Regions from separate parts of the Mus musculus genome. Here region 2 is linked to region 1. A link is a loop called in an ENCODE intact Hi-C map of the cell type or tissue named here. Cell type or tissue: heart. All regions are shown on one strand.

Evidence for each region. A loop is a pair of places that touch in the nucleus more often than their neighbours do. Peaks named below come from ENCODE experiments on the same cell type or tissue, not always from the same donor. Only the 100,000 strongest peaks of a DNase experiment are listed, where the experiment ranks them.
Region 2: it touches region 1 in a loop (8-fold over the local background); 10 of 42 quality-filtered maps call a loop at or near these places.

Annotation. Positions count from the first base shown.
Region 1 is chr5:120,742,434-120,750,433 of GRCm38, reverse strand. It overlaps Oas2 (2'-5' oligoadenylate synthetase 2), which reads left to right and starts at 586. Exons shown (of 11, transcript NM_145227.3): 1 at 586-975; 2 at 1,650-1,896; 3 at 4,579-4,757; 4 at 7,151-7,389. The coding sequence starts at 661. In heart, a CTCF peak has its summit at 3,786 (motif pointing right); a DNase peak (open chromatin) is centred at 513; H3K27me3 peaks cover 2,677 bases.
Region 2 is chr5:120,675,775-120,683,774 of GRCm38, reverse strand. It overlaps Rasal1 (RAS protein activator like 1 (GAP1 like)), which reads right to left. Exons shown (of 22, transcript NM_001359144.1): 20 at 6,867-6,987; 21 at 5,082-5,152; 22 at 4,178-4,853. The coding sequence ends at 4,747. Dtx1 (deltex 1, E3 ubiquitin ligase) reads left to right here. Exons shown (of 10, transcript NM_008052.3): 4 at 27-88; 5 at 319-480; 6 at 653-714; 7 at 1,037-1,195; 8 at 1,310-1,471; 9 at 1,565-1,654; 10 at 2,303-3,511. The coding sequence ends at 2,527. Among named protein-coding and RNA genes, the nearest start is that of Rasal1, 31 kb to the right of the region's middle. In heart, a CTCF peak has its summit at 3,927; DNase peaks (open chromatin) are centred at 3,404 and 3,904; H3K4me3 peaks cover 1,800 bases; H3K27ac peaks cover 1,661 bases; H3K27me3 peaks cover 4,340 bases.

The DNA.
Region 1 (8,000 bases):
TTAAATATTTAAATATTTATTTTTTAACATGTGGGGGGGGGGAGGACTACTCTTGACTCTTCAGGGACCTATGTTCACCCAAAGTCAGGAAGCCTACATCTGTCTGTCAAGGCACCTGTCCTGCAGTGCATCTTTGAGCAAGTCAGCACCTTCTCTGAGCTCAGTCTGTCTGCCCTGTCTGTCACCGAATGCTTCAGCCACTGGAAACAAGGAGGAAGGACATTATGTTAACGGACAGACTCTACCCTCAATAAAATCAAATTAGCTTAGCATTTAGCCAGCCAGCTTTCTGCCAATTTTTTTTGAGACATGCTCCTCCTAGCTATAGGTAGAGGAAACAGAGGCACCAAGAAGACAGTCCTACACTGATGGACGCAAACACTGGCCTCTGTGCAGGTGTCCCCTGAGGCTCTAGAGGCTCTAAGTTTAAGCTGGGGTGTCCTTGGGAGTGGCCAGCTAGCTGGAAGCAAACACACACCAGCTGCTGGGAAGTAACTCCCACACTTGAGTTTCGATTTCCTAGGTTCCTAGGCTTGGCTGTGTTAGGGGTGGGGCTTTGGACTTGATTTCCTCTTTCTAGAAACCCGGGTGCAGGGCAGAAGGCCCAGGACTTGAGCTACAGTGCTCTGCCTCGACAATTGACAAGACCAGCTAGCAACGATGGGAAACTGGCTGACTGGAAACTGGTCATCTGACAGGTCATCTGGCTATTCATCTGGCTGGTCACCTGGTGGGTCTTCAGGGGTGCCCTCCGGGCCAGTGCACAAGTTAGAAAAGTCTATCCAGGCAAACCTCACACCCAACGAAAACTGTCTGAAGCAGATTGCGGTGTCCTCGGTGCCATCGCAGAAGCTAGAAGGGTATATCCAGGAAAACCTCAAACCTAACAGAGAATCTCTGAAGCAGATAGACCAGGCCGTGGATGCCATCTGGGACCTGCTGCGCAGTCAGATCCCTGTGAAGGAAGTGGCTAAGGTGAGGCTCAGGGTGGGGGCCAGGGCTCTGCATCCCAGGAGAGTTCGCTGTTCCCAAAGGTGGTGGTGCTGAGCATTGTGCCACACAGGGCCCAGGGGATTGCACTTCGAAGGCTTTCCTCTGAGGACAGACAGTGAAGGGGCCCAAGCTGCTGCCAGGTCTTCTTCCACCTGGCTGCATGACTCCCGGAAGGGTCCTTTACCTCTCTGTGCCTCAGTGTCCAGATCTGCAGAATGAGGTCAGCCTAGACCCCACTTCAGAGTGTTGTGATGGTGAAGCACGCAGTGTTCTTAGCACAGGGACGGCTGTTATCAGTGCTCAGTAAATTACCAGGGATTGACTACATGCATTTGTGCTTTGCCATAGAGTGTCTTTGACTCCACATTTATGAGATTTTTGTTCGTGTATCTTTTTCATGCCTACATAGTACTCTACCATATCTATTTTTTTTCCATGCCTGTATAGTATTCTGCTGTGTTATTTGTTCGTCTTAGCGCAGTTTTGAGTTGACCCCAGTTTGGAGCTAGCATGCAAAACATGGACACAAACTGGTGCTGGCAACCTGATTTTAAAATGCCAGTGCCATTTGGGGGATTTCACTTGATTTAAGAAATGTCACTACCTGGAGCTTCAGAAAGTCTAGATCTCACAACTGCCCCTCCATTTCCCCACAGGGTGGCTCCTATGGCCGGGAAACAGCCCTAAGAGGCTGCTCCGATGGTACCCTTGTTCTCTTCATGGACTGCTTCCAACAGTTCCAGGATCAGATAAAATACCAAGATGCATACCTTGACGTCATTGAACTGTGGCTGAAAATCCATGAGAAGAAGTCAGTAAAGCATGAACATGCCCTTGTAGTACAAGTGTCTGTACCAGGGCAGAGAATACTCCTGCAATTACTTCCAGTCTTCAATCCTCTACGTGAGTGATCTGGGGACTGGGGGTGGGGGGGGTGTCCAAGCATTCTGGGAGTCCTGGGAGGCCACTGGGGTCCCGTGGGCTGAGGCTGTCTCCAAAATGGAGCTTGTAAACTCCTGTCTTAGTCACTGGTCAGTTGCTGTGAGGAGACACCCATGACCAAGACAACTCTTATAAAAAGAAGCATTTAACTAAGTGGCTGGCTTCGAGTTTCCGAGGGTTAGCCCCTTATCACCATGGTGGGAAACAGACAGGCATAGTGTTGGAGCAACTCCGGACCTTCAGAAGAGCAGTCGGGTGCTCTTACCCACTGAGCCATCTCACCAGCCCAAGGACACACCTCTTAATTCTTCCCAAACAATCCATCAACTGAGGACTAAGTGTGCAAAGATAATGAGCCTCTGGGGTCCATTCTCATCCAAGCCACCACAACTCCCAAGAGACAAGAGCCTCCTTCCCTAGGCATACTCTGTCTAGCACTTCATTTTCATCTCATTGACTTTGGATACAATGTTCTAAAGGGGAGCCTTGATAGGTGAGAGGGTGGATGAGTGATGGGCAGATGGACAAATGGTAGAAAGGAAGTGGACAGGTGGATGGCTGGGTCCCACTAAATGTGTGTTTGTGTGGGTGGATGGATGTAGGGATAGGTATGCATGTATGAGGATGAATGGATGGATGATGTGTGGACAGATGGAAAATGAATGGAAGCATTGTGGATGGATGGATGGATGGATGGATGTGTGGGTAGATGTATGTATGTATGTTAAAGTGGATGGATGGATGGATGGATGGATGGATGGATTGATGGATGTGTGGATGTGTGGATGGGTGGGTGGATGGATGGATGGATGGATGGATGGATGGATGGATGGATGTAAAAGTGAACGGATAGATGGATAGATGGATGGATGTGTGGATGGATGGATGGATGGATGGATGGATGGATGGATGGATGGATGGATGTAAAAGTGGATGGATGGATAGATAGATAGATAGATAGATAGATAGATAGATAGATAGATAGATGTATGGATGGATAGATGAGTGGGTTGGATGGATGGGTGGATGGATGTGTGGACAGATGGAAAATGTATGGATATAGGGGTGGACAGATAGATGGGTGGAAAAACAGAAGCACGAGAATGTATCATAGCTATTCTGCCAGCAGTGGACTCCACTGGGCTGACAGCCCAGGACCTCTGAGCTGGAGGCCAGGGCCCCTTCATTGTCCACAATCCTGAGAAACTTCTGGGTTACTGAGCCCTTGAATGGCCACCGCCTAACCATTTTCTGACAAGATGGAGATGTACGTACACCCACATGATGACATTCCCAGAAAGGTGGCATCCCTGGGCCCTTCCCATCTTAGGGTTTGAAGGTGAACTGTCCCTACAGGTTCATGTGTTTGAACACTTGGTCCCAGCTTGTGGAGCTCATTTCAGAGGGTGTGGAGAGGAAGTGGAGGGCTGGGAAGTGAGTCTTAAGGGTGGTAACCCCAGCCTGCTTCTGGCCCCACTCCCATTCTGTGTTTTCTTCCTGGTCCAAGACGGCATCATGCAGCATCACCTCCTGCAGCCATATCTTCCCCACCATGATGGCTATACCCTCTAACAGGGAGCCAAAAGAAAGACATCCCTCTTCCAACCAGAAAAGGGACTGACACATGACCCCCTGGGTCCCTTGTCACCAAATCTAAGATCAAAGGAACCAGCTAACAGGTTCGTTTAGTTGTAATGGTGTGCCTGCCTTGAAAGGGCTGCAGGAAATTCTGGGTTCTCGCTTCTGATACACAGAGTCTGGTAGTAGGAGTCCAGTCCAACTGCTGCCTTGACCCAATCAAGGAAACTGCTGGGAGAAGAAACTCTCCACATGTAGTACTGTATGATGCCACCAGATGGCGATAGATTTGCATCTTCCAAAATAAGATTTAATTACAAGAAAGCAATAAATGTTGCTGAAAAAATAAGACCCTACGGGGGCTCTGAAATCGCTTCCTTTACTAAATAAAAAGGCCAACTAGCCTGGTATACTTGTCTCTACCAGGTCAGGCAGACTGTTGTTGCCATGGTTTCTGTAGTTTTGCCCCACATGAGGCTTGTAAGACTTGTTACATTGTTGCATAAAGGACTTCAGTTATGCCTGGTATAGAGTCACTAGTCAATAAATGGCAAGGGCACGTGCCCAGTACTTGCTGGGGAGTCCATATGGTTCCTTGCCCAAAGCTGTGTACCTAAATATGAACAGCGGAACTCAGTGAGCAAGTGTGGAAACTAATTGGTCCGTACACCTCTCCCTTTCCTGGTCCTGTCACCTCCAGGTGCCCGAGTCTGTGTAAGAGGCATTGGTAGAAGTGTAACACAGACGTATGTAGTTGCACACAAACATTTGGCTTTGGTATTATCCAGAGGCCTTCATTTCTCATGTGTAATTTACTGCCTCATGCTGTGTGTGGCTCCACTGATTCTGTCTTGGGTGCACGCGCACACGCACGCACGCACGCACGCACGCGCGCACGCACACACACACACACACACACACACACACAGAGCCTTCATTTTAGCTTTTATTATCTATCAAGGAGAATAACCCCACTGTTAGCTTTCCCAGAGAGCGAGCAGATCAGGCAATAGAGGATCTTCCCAACTCCAGCTGAGCTTCCCGCTGCTCTCTCCTGTCTCTAAGGCTCCAATGAGAATCCCAGCTCCTGTGTCTATGTGGATCTCAAAAAATCCATGGATCAAGTAAGAGCCTCACCAGGGGAGTTCTCAGACTGCTTCACCACACTGCAGCAGCGGTTTTTCAAGAAATATCCCCAAAGACTGAAGGATTTGATCCTATTGGTCAAGCACTGGTATGAACAGGTAATGTATGTTGTTGCCTTGTTTTGTTTTGTTTTTCCTTCTGCAACACGTTTATTGGGAGAGCATGGACTGCGTAGGCGAAAGCTGTTGCCTTGTTTAAGAGGGTCTCAGTCTAGCCTGGAACTCAAAGTCAGAGATCCACCTGCCTCTGCCTCTGCCTCTGCCTCTGCCTCTGCCTCTGCCTCTGCCTCTGCCTCTGCCTCTGCCTCTGCCTCTGCCTCTGCCTCTGCCTCTGCCTCTGCCTCTGCCTCTGCCTCTGCCTCTGCCTCTGCCTCTGCCTCTGCCTCTGCCTCTGCCTCTGCCTCTGCCTCTGCCTCTGCCTCTGCCTCTGCCTCTGCCCCTGCCAACTCCCAAGTCCTGGGACCAAAGCCACCATGCCCTACTGTATTAGCTTTCTATTGAGATCATTCATAGTGAGGAAATTTCAACCATATTAACAACATACCTCAACCTGATTTGATCTCTTCTTCAGCCACAAACCAGAATAGACTATTTTCTCAACTCAAGGACATGGTGGCTACCTGACTGATCCCAGCACTCTAGAAGAGAAGACACACAGCTCTAGAGTTTAAGGCTAATCTCAACTTCTGAAGCTGGTGAAATGGTTCAGCAGTTAAGAACACATATTGTAGGCTGGAGAGATGGCTCAGCCGTTAAGAGCACTGACTGTTCTTCCAGAGGTCCCAAGTTCAATTCCCAGCAACTAACTACATAGTGGCTTACAACCATCTGTAATGGCGTCTGATGCCCTCCTCAGTGACAGTATACTCACATATATTATATAAATAAATAAATTGAGAGAGAGAGAGAGAGAGAGAGAGAGAGCGAGCATGCACACATTGGTCTTCCAGAGAACAAGGTTGGATTCCCAGCACCTGCATCATCCATCCCACAACCAACTTTCACTCCAGAGGGATCTAACACCTCCAGGTTATGCAGGCACCAGAACATGCAAACAAAACACCTGTACACATAAAACAAAAATTTGACTATATATTTTTTAAAAATTTAAATTCCAATATCAGTTACCACTTATGGGGGGTGGCATAGTATATGTGTGGAGGTCAGAGGATGGGTTTTCTCCTTCCACTATATCGGTCCTGGGGATTGAACTCAGTTCAACGGGCTTGGTAGCAAGCACCTTTCCTCACTGAGCCCTCTTGCTGGCCCTCCCTTATTTTTGGACACTGTAAATGGATCACATTGCACACAGTTGATATCTTATTTCATTCCACTTTTGTGCCCTATCACTACATAGCAATAGCTTTTCCTTCCTATATATTATTCTGTTGAGGTAATATAGCCATGTCTTTCTTCTCTGCTGTGCTGGGCCTTTGGGTCATTTCTCTATAAATTGGATCCTTGTGGGTATTCTCCAATATATCTTTTGTGATCTTCAGCACTCATTTTTCTTGGGTAAATAGACACAGAATTGCTGAGTTCTCAGACAGACCTCCAGACAACATGTATGCACATGTCTATATTTACACACATGGACTCTAGATGAAATGTAGCAGAAGGTATTTATTTAGCTTTAGTAGACTGCCAAGTGTATTTTAAAGACCACTGTTCCAGAAGCTGGAGAGCTGTATAAGCCCAAGGACCCAAGTGAGGATCCTCACTACCAGTGTAAAGCCAGAAGGATAATCTGCACCTGCAACTCCAGCGTAGGCACAGCCAGAGCCCCAGGAATCCCTGGGCTCACTGGCTGGACGCTGGAGCCAGCAGTGAGCCCAAGGTTCAGTAAGAGATGCTGTCCCAGCTGGAGAATGGAGCCTGAAGGAGGTACCTGCCCTTGACCTCTGGTCTGTCTCTGTCTGTCTGTCTGTCTGTCTGTCTGTCTGTCTCCCAGTCTCTCTGTCTCCCTCTCTCCCCCCCCACACACACACTCACAACTCAAACTCACATACCTGCATGCACTCATACATTCACACACTGACACACTCCTTCACCCTCACACACGCTGACACAATCACATGCACGCGTGTGCACGCTCACACACTGACACACACACACACTTCCACATGCACACACCCACTCACACTCATGCACATGCATGCACTCATATAAATTCTTGCACTCATATATACCCACATAGTCAGTCACACATGTTCACACTCACACACACTCTACATTCACATACACTCATGCACACGCACACGCACACACACACACACACACATTCACCGAGAGACACCCCACATTTACCATCACATAAGCATCCACACTCTCACCTACACACACTCACACACACACACTCCTATAAGCAGTGTGAGTATTCCAGGTGTTTCTTCTACACCTTCACCAGTATCAGACCATACAGACACAGTGACTTGCAGGTGTGGGGGATGCTCTTTCTGATGGCTTCCTGATGGTCTCGTCTTCTGTCCCAGTGCCAGGAGAAGTGGAAAACACCCCCACCTCAGCCATTGCTGTACGCACTGGAACTGCTCACTGTGTATGCCTGGGAACAGGGCTGCCAAGCTGAAGACTTCGACATGGCACAAGGCGTCAGGACCGTGCTGCGACTTATCCAGCGGCCGACAGAGCTGTGTGTCTACTGGACAGTCAATTACAACTTTGAGGATGAGACAGTCCGGAACATCCTTCTGCACCAGCTCAGGTCCCAAAGGTACCCAGCTTCCGGAGCTCTCCAGCTGCAGGCCAGGGCCCCACTGAGAGCGAGTTCTGAACCCTTGCTAGGAGCCAGAGCGAACCTGAGGGTCTGCTTGCAAAGGAGAGCCAGCTAGTGCATTTCACGGTCCCAACTCACGGTTAGGTTTTGTCTGCCAATGGGTGGTGGGAGGAGGGGGTTGGGAAAAGGGGGGAAAAAGTTCTCAGCAAGGAACAGAGGGATCTGAAAAGCCGAAGTTGAAGAGTCAGTATGGCGGGCTACTGGGGATCCTTCAGCAGCTTAGGGAAGCCAGAGCCTTCAGAATCTGGGCTGCCAGCTTCCCCTAGCCCCTGCAGTGTGTGTGTCTGTCTGTCTATCTGTCACCCATGTATGTACAGATGCCTGTGGAGGCCAGAGGTTAATGCCAAGTGTCTCCTCACATCTGTTCCTCACTCTCCACTTTGTGGAATTTATTTTATGTGTATGAATGCTTTCCCTGTGTCTTTTTTTAAAGATGTATTTATTATTATACATAAGTACACTGTAGCTATCTTCAGATGCACCAGAAGAGGGTGTCAGATATCACTACGGGTGGTTGTGAGCCACCATGTGGTTGCTGGATTTTGAAC
Region 2 (8,000 bases), 67 kb after region 1:
TCTGGAGCCTCTTCTGATCCCCACAGGGTTCCGGCGCTCCCCGTGAAGAACTTGAATGGCACTGGCCCTGTCCACCCAGCCTTGGCAGGTAAGACCCAGCTCACGAGGCCCCGCCCACAAGCTTCATGAGCTCCGCCCCTCTGATAAACTAGTGGGCAGGCCCTTTCCCTTTGGGTTTGCTTGGCTTTCACCTGAAATGGTTTTCTTCAGTGGGCAGGGGAAACACCCTGCCCTCCACCCTCTGTGGCACCCACCCAACGATGAGGAGGGCGTGGCTTCTCATGACTCCACCCCCTCATCACTACCCCCACCCACCAGGGATGACCGGGATCCTGCTGTGTGCAGCGGGGCTGCCGGTGTGCCTGACACGAGCACCCAAACCCATCCTGCACCCACCACCAGTAAGCAAAAGCGACGTGAAGCCTGTGCCTGGAGTGCCCGGCGTGTGCCGCAAGACCAAGAAGAAACACCTCAAGAAAAGTAGGTCCCGTGTGACCCCCAAACACAACTGCAGTATTCTTAGGACCCAGCATGCACCTGCCTCTGCTTTCCGCCAGCCCACCCTTCGAGCCCTCCTTCCTACCCCTCCCCCATCTGCTCCCCAGCACTTGAGCCCCACCCCTACTCCTCCCTCGTCCCGCTGTCTCTGCAGGCAAGAATCCTGAGGATGTGGTTCGGAGGTACATGCAGAAGGTGAAAAACCCGCCTGATGAGGTGAGCCAGCCAGGTGGAGCCTCAGCACCCAAGACCAGTTCTCCTCCTGTCCATCCTGGCCTCACTGTCCTCACCAGATCCTGGGGGGGTGGGGGGGCGGAGCTTAAGTTTAACAGCATCGCACCTGTCCATCTTTGTGATGGACGGTTTTATGCCAAGTCTTCCATTCCGGCTTTTGCTTCGGGTGATTAAGCATTTAACCCCTGCTCAGGGGCTAAGCAGGCAAGGAGTCAGCTCCAAGATTTTCCATCTCCTCCCCACGAAACTTTGTACCCCTCTCTGGCCTTCCTCATGGCCCTCCCCCATCTCCCTGGCCCTCCAGGACTGTACCATTTGCATGGAGCGGCTGGTCACAGCATCTGGCTATGAGGGCGTGCTCCGAAACAAGAGTGTGCGGCCCGAGCTTGTGGGCCGCCTGGGCCGCTGCGGCCACATGTATCACCTGCTCTGCCTGGTGGCCATGTACTCCAATGGCAACAAGGTGGGCCACAAGGTGGGCTGCCGTGCAGTGGGAGGGGGCCGTGCGGTGAGGTGGGCAGTGGGTGCGGGGCCCCGGTGGGACCCCAGGGGCCTCACAGCAGCACCCCTGTCTCAGGATGGCAGCCTGCAGTGTCCAACCTGCAAAGCCATCTACGGGGAGAAGACAGGGACACAGCCACCAGGGAAGATGGAGTTTCACCTCATCCCGCACTCGCTGCCTGGTTTTGCAGACACCCAGACGATCCGCATCGTCTATGACATCCCCACGGGCATCCAGGTGAGCTCCACAGGCCACAGCCCCAACTCTCTGCCCCTCCCCCAACTCCCCGATTCCGTCAGTGGTCTGAAACCCTCCTGCCTGTCCCTGCAGGGCCCTGAACATCCCAACCCAGGCAAGAAGTTCACAGCCAGAGGCTTCCCTCGCCACTGCTACCTACCCAACAATGAGAAGGGCCGAAAGGTGAGTGCCCACCTGGTCTCCACAATAAATGATGGCAGAGTCCCCAGCCGCTATCTTTTATTTGTTTGTTTATTTATTTATTTATTTATCTATTTATTTATTTATTCATTCATTTACTTATTTTGGTTTTCTGAGACAGGGTTTCTCTGTATAAGCCTGGCTGGCCTCGAACTCAGAAATCCACTTGCCTCTGCCTCCCAAGTGCTGGGATTAAAGGCGTGTGCCACCACTGCCCGGCCGCAGCAGGCCCTGAATCTGCTTCCTCTCATTCACTAGCTAAACAAAGGTTCACAGAGGGTAAGAAACTTAACGCACAGTCACACAGCAACCAAGTGGCAGAGGCAGGATTTGAACCCAAGTAGCCCTTCAAACCCTCATCTTCACACTTAGGGCACCTGATTTTACCTCTTTAACCAAAAAGCCAGCACCTTAGATTGCCCTGTGAAATCTCCAGATCTTTAATCGTGGGAACTAATTCACAAACTGACTCTTTAGTACTAAGAGTGGGGTCTAAGCCCTGCCTGTACTAATGACAGGCTCCGAAAGAAACAGAATTTTATGTAGTGAATGGATGGTGTAATGTAACAGGCATAAGGATCAGACTGCCCGTTACATTCACTCCCATCCCCCTATCCCCCCCCCCCCAAGGTGCTGAGATTGCTCATCACCGCCTGGGAACGCAGACTCATCTTCACTATCGGAACATCCAACACCACGGGCGAGTCGGACACCGTGGTGTGGAACGAGATTCACCACAAGACGGAGTTTGGTTCCAACCTCACTGGTCACGGCTACCCCGACGCCAGCTACCTAGACAACGTGCTGGCTGAGCTCACCGCCCAGGGGGTTTCTGAGGCCATGGCCAAGGCCTGAGGCCTGAGTTGCCCGCCTTCCCTTTTGCCTTGCCTCTAGCCTGGCACATGCCTCCCTCCGCTCTCGGCGGGAGGAGCCAGAAGCGCTAAGGGGATCTGGCTGGTGGCTGTGGGGGGGGTGATGGGAGTCCACCAGGCCAGCTGGCTCCAACCTGTGGCTTCCGGCAAGAGCAGCAGAGATAGGACCACCAGCAAGGGCGACTTCCCTATGGAAAACGATGGCGCTTTGCCCTTCACACCACACACAAACGCACACGTGTCCTGTTGCACGCACGCACTCACGCACGTACACCACGTGCCTCTCCACTTCTCCCAGCTTGGGGAGAAAGAGACAGAAAGGCCCCCATGACATGTCCTGTGGAAATACCTGTGTCTCCATTACATCTGTATAGGCTCGTCCCTTTCCCAGGACTTGAGTCAAGCACGGGATAGTGGGGGGGACTCTGTAAGGCTTCAAGGGGTCGCTCTGCCCCTGGGCCTCAACCCCTTAACCCACGTCAGCGCTGCCACCTGCCCACTGAGCACTGCAAAGCCAATGGGGTAGAAACCCCAGGTTATTAAGTAGCTTTTCGCAGGCCACTGGGGACGAGGCTATCTTAACTTTGTGCTTGTGTCTATCTTTCCCGGGACCCTGACTTCTTCTTCTTCCTGTGTCCATCTCTTGACCTCTGTCTATCCCAGGCAAAGACATCGTCCTTGCCTCTGTACCGGCTTCTCCCCCACTAAACCGCTCCGGACATTTGAGACCCACTTCTGGCTTCAGGAGCGAGGGGAGGAGGCCTTGTTCAGGCTATACACGCATCAAGCTGAGCAGGCAGCAAAGCGTTAAACTTCTCCCTGCTTGAAAGTGGGCGGTGGGCGGCTGATCGTCTCAGGCCAACCAGAGGCCCGTTGCCCAGGCAACTCACCAGCTCCGCCTCTGAGGATTGGCTGCTGGGATGGAAGTCAGCCAAGCTTTAAAGGGACGCCAGCAATTGCTCTTTTGGAAAAAAAAAAAAAATCTACCAGTCCCACTGTGGGTGGAGAAATAAATGGTCTTTCTCCTTGTCAGGCCTTTTTCTGCCAAGAGAGGGTGCTGGGTGACTGTGCTCCTCTGGAACACCGGGAAGACAATAGCAAACGGAGGACCACGGTGGGGCGGGGGTGGGGGTGGGGTGGGGTGGGGGAGCAGTGCATGGGTCTTGTAACTGCCCAGTCATGCAGCATCAAGAGAAGTAGACAGGATTCTCTTGCGTGCAGCCCTCCAGGAGAATGAGGAAGACCTGGGAGACACCATATCAGCTCACCGAGGCCACCCTACCCTGGAGCAAGGAGCAGGGGAAGAGGCTCTGGCAGCTCAAGTGGACCCAAGCCTGTGGGAGATGCCCCAGTTCCAGGCGACCCTTGCTGGTCACACATGGGATAGCGCCACACCCTGCCTTTCTGTCTTAGGCAAACTCAGAATTCACAGGCTCCGCCAGCCGACTTCCTCCGCTGTGGGTCACTCTCAAATCATACCTCACACTCACAGAACCATTGAGCCCCAGAATTCAGATGCCCCCCCAGACCGTCAGATGCATTCAGTGGCTAGGGCAGGGTCTGGGAACCTCTGTTTCTAGCCAAGGAGCTTCTGACTGAGCCCTAGGGTACCCCGATTTTAACACGTCACGGCTAAGCATGCTCACGCATCACTTTATACAGGGTATAAGAGAGAGGAAGAGCCTGTGTCCGGCTTCGAGGCTCTGAATTGGCATGCTGGGCCCCCAGTCCGTTCTTCTGAGAACACCTGGTTGGGGCTGCCAGATGAGAGTGGAATACAGAAGGATCTGTGAGGTCACAGTGGCTAGCAGAAGTGGAAAACAGGAAGTTCCTGGCCAAGCCTATTGAATGCTTTTCTGAGTCCGCCAGGGTTGGCGTTCAGGTACAGCTGTATCCAGCAGCTTGGGGTGAGATGGGCGCCACGGGTATTGGAAGGGCTGTGTCCAGTGAAGCTGAGACTCCAGGCTCAGAGAAGAAAGTGAGGTTTGGTCAGTACAAGACTGGGCCCTACCAAAGGCTCCTATGCCCTGGCTGGCTACAGAGCACACAGGACCAGGCTTTGTCTGGGAGGCCCCAAGCAGTGAAGAAGGGGGCCTCAAGAAGATGCCTGGGCCAAAGAATGCTCAGGGAGGCCCCATGGCTCTGTCCCCAGCTGGCTCTGGCACTTTCTCAGCATCCAGCATCCTAGAGGGCCACTTGCTCCTATCCCCGTTTCTGGAACTCCTCGTGGGCTTGCTCCAAGTCTTCAAGTACCTGCAGCAGGTGGGTTGTGGCTGCTCTCTGCTGGGCCAGAACCTCAGCACAGGGCCCTGGAGGGAAAGAAAAGGCCACAGGGTTCATCAGGCTTCTGGTGGTTGTTACAGATTCCACCTCCTGATGCTGTAGGGTTTTTTCCCCCCATGCAGGAAGAATCCCCAAATTCACCAGGATACTGTCCCATTGGTGAACTGGAAACAAGAGGGCATGCAAGAGCAGGTGTGCTTGGCAAACCGGGGCATGCATCTGTAAGGGACAAGAATGGAACTCTTCTCCCTTACCGTCTGTGGCACTGGAGTCCCTCCCAGGGTCCACTTCTGTGTCCAGGCTGGAATCCTCCAGCAGTTTCAGCCTGAGAGTTGATAGGAAAAGGGACAAGGCTGGTTTCTGAGGCTCAATGCTGCTCCTACCCAAGATTCTCTGCTGCTTGTAGGAGAAATCTCGTCATCACCATGGTTACAATTGTCATCATTATCACCATCACTACCATCATCATCATCACCACCACCACCATCATCACAACCTTCACCACTCAGTCACTACAAACCTTTCTAGAGTAGCAGACACTACACCGAGAAGCCTTGTACGTGCATAAATTCATTTACTTATACAGCCAGCTTACATGAGGTACCAATAATCCTGTTCAGATAAACCACTGACACACAGAGAGATCAAAGAACTTACCTACTGTCACACAGCATACTAATAGCTCCTACATATGGGAGGTTACGTGGTGTCCTTTCACAGGATCACCTCTGACCCTTAGGACAGTACTATGAGGTCAGTGTCCTGTCACCTCCTTTTTCATATGAGGCACAGAGAAGCCAAATAACGAGCTGAGAACCACACAGCCCCTAACTGGCCGGGATCTGAATTCAGGCAGCTAAGTAAAGAACCTTTTCCATAGTGGGATGGGATACACCTGTCACTAAATAACAAAGCTCTTAAGGCCAGGAAGCTGGGGGATGGAGGGAGGTGTCCAAGGCACCAGGAAGGATCAGAAGCCAAGTTATATAGACTAATCATGCCTAAGTCTCTGGAGCCCCCATTCTGTAAGTTCTCACTTCTTGTGAGAGGAGGTATGTCTTTGTGGGAGGAAAAGTGGCCTTGTGAGAGGAGGTGTGGTCTTGTAGGAAGAGGTGTGTCCTGTGGGAAGAGGCGTTGCCTTTGGGGTGTGGCCTTGCAAAAGGGGTGTGGTCTTGTGAGAAGAGGAGTGGCCTTGTGAGAGGATGTGTGGCCTTGTGGGAGGAAGAGTGGCCTTGTGAAAGGAGGTGTGGCCTTGTGGGAAGAGAAATGGTCTGTGGGAGGAGGTGTGGCCTTTAGGGGAGGTGTGGCCTTGTGAGAGGGGTGTGGCCTTTGGAAGAGGCGTGGCCTTGTGGGAGGAGGTGTATCACTGGGAGTGGGATTTGAGGTTTCAAAAGGCTCAAATCTTTTAGCTAACCCAGTTAGCTCTCTCTGCCTCCTGCTTTGGGATCAGGATGTGAGCTCTGAGCTGCTCCTGCTGTCTTGTCTGCCATCATGGACTCTAACCCTCTGCAACTATAAGCCCCGAGTTACAAGCTTTCCTTTATCAGTGTTTTGTCATAGCCATATAAACCTTAGCTGAGACGATCCCAGTCTGCCTTTCGGATCTAAGCTCTGCATCCCTGGACACTGAGGCCCCACGGCGGCCCACACACATCTGAAAGCTTAGCCAGGGTGATAGAAGATGGATCAGTGGGGCTGAGCTGAAGCTCAGCAGAGTACAAAGCTCTGAGTTCCATCCCTAGCACGGGCAAATAGAAAAAGAACAGGAAGAAAACGGGCTGAGCCTGCAGTTCAGTTGGTAGAGTTTGCCCAACATGCATGAAGCTGGAGGCTCAGTCCCCAAGACCACATAAACCAGCACACACCCAAAGCCCAGCGCTGAGGAAATACAAGCAGGAGGATCCAAAGTTTAAGGGTATCTGCCACACTGCGAGTTCAAGGCTAGCCTGGGCTACATGAAACCCTGAGGGAGGGAAACACTTCTTCAGGGATGAATGAATGTGAGGAGGCCACGGCGAGGTGAGGCAGGTGACACCCACCTGAGCTGGTCCCGCCCCAGGAGCAGCTGGCGATACACTGCCTGGGCCTCGGCGTCAGGATCCAGTGGGTCACTCCAGTCTCCCAGTGTGATGGCTGAGTGTGTGCGGCTACAACCAGCAGCTGAGGGTACACAGCGTTGTCAGGAAAAGTCTTGTCCCAGGCTCAATCACATCCTGCCTTCACCTGTGCAAGCCTGCTCTTAGCCACGCTCCCCCTGTAGCTCCTGCATGGGTTCCAGCCTCCTCCCTAGCCTCCCTGCCTCCATCATGAACCCTGACCCTGTTGCTCTTGAGCAACTTTACACAGCATAGAGCCATCCAAGAGGAGGCTCTCAAATAACAAAATGCCCAGATCAAATTATCCCGTGGTCACATCTGTGTTGATTGTTAGTGGGTCCAGCCCACTGTGGGTGGCACCATTCCCTATGCCGGTGATCCTGGGCTGCATCAGAAAGCTGGCTAAGTGTAAACCCATGGGTGAGCCAGCAGATGGAGTTGTGCCATGGTCTCAGACTAACCTTTTCTTCCCCTAAATTGCTTTCAGGCAGAGTGTTTTATCCCAGAAAGAGAAGGGAAGCCAAAACAGACCACAAAGATCCACTAGCCCTGCTCCAGCCCCTTCTGTTCATCCTGATTCCAGCTCTGCACATTCTCACTCACTGTCTCCACTTCACACTAGCCAGTCAAAGCAACACCTTCTCCAGGAAGCCTTCCTGATCCCTGCCTTGGGGCTCAGTCTCAGACAAAGCCTCAGGCTGGTCATTCTAATACTTTAAGTGTTTAGCTGGAGCTGGGTTGCGGGTCAGTAGTAGAGAGCTCAGGGCTAGGGATTCATCCCCGCAACAGCAGAGCAACCTGTCACGGTCATCATATCCCCATCTAACTTCAACACATCTGTCTCTGCTGTGAAAACCTGACACATAGTAGGGATGTTGGAAACAGGACTTGCATGAAGCAAATACTACACTTTGAATATATCAACTTGGTATCAGCTAATAGGACCAAGGAGGTACCGGCTGTCTGCAACCCCACTTCCCAGATGAGAATACTAAGGCACAGAGAAATTAAGTCACACGCTGGAGGTTGCACCACACGCCCAGGTGGAAGTGGGATGCTTCTGACTGGCAGATGGGG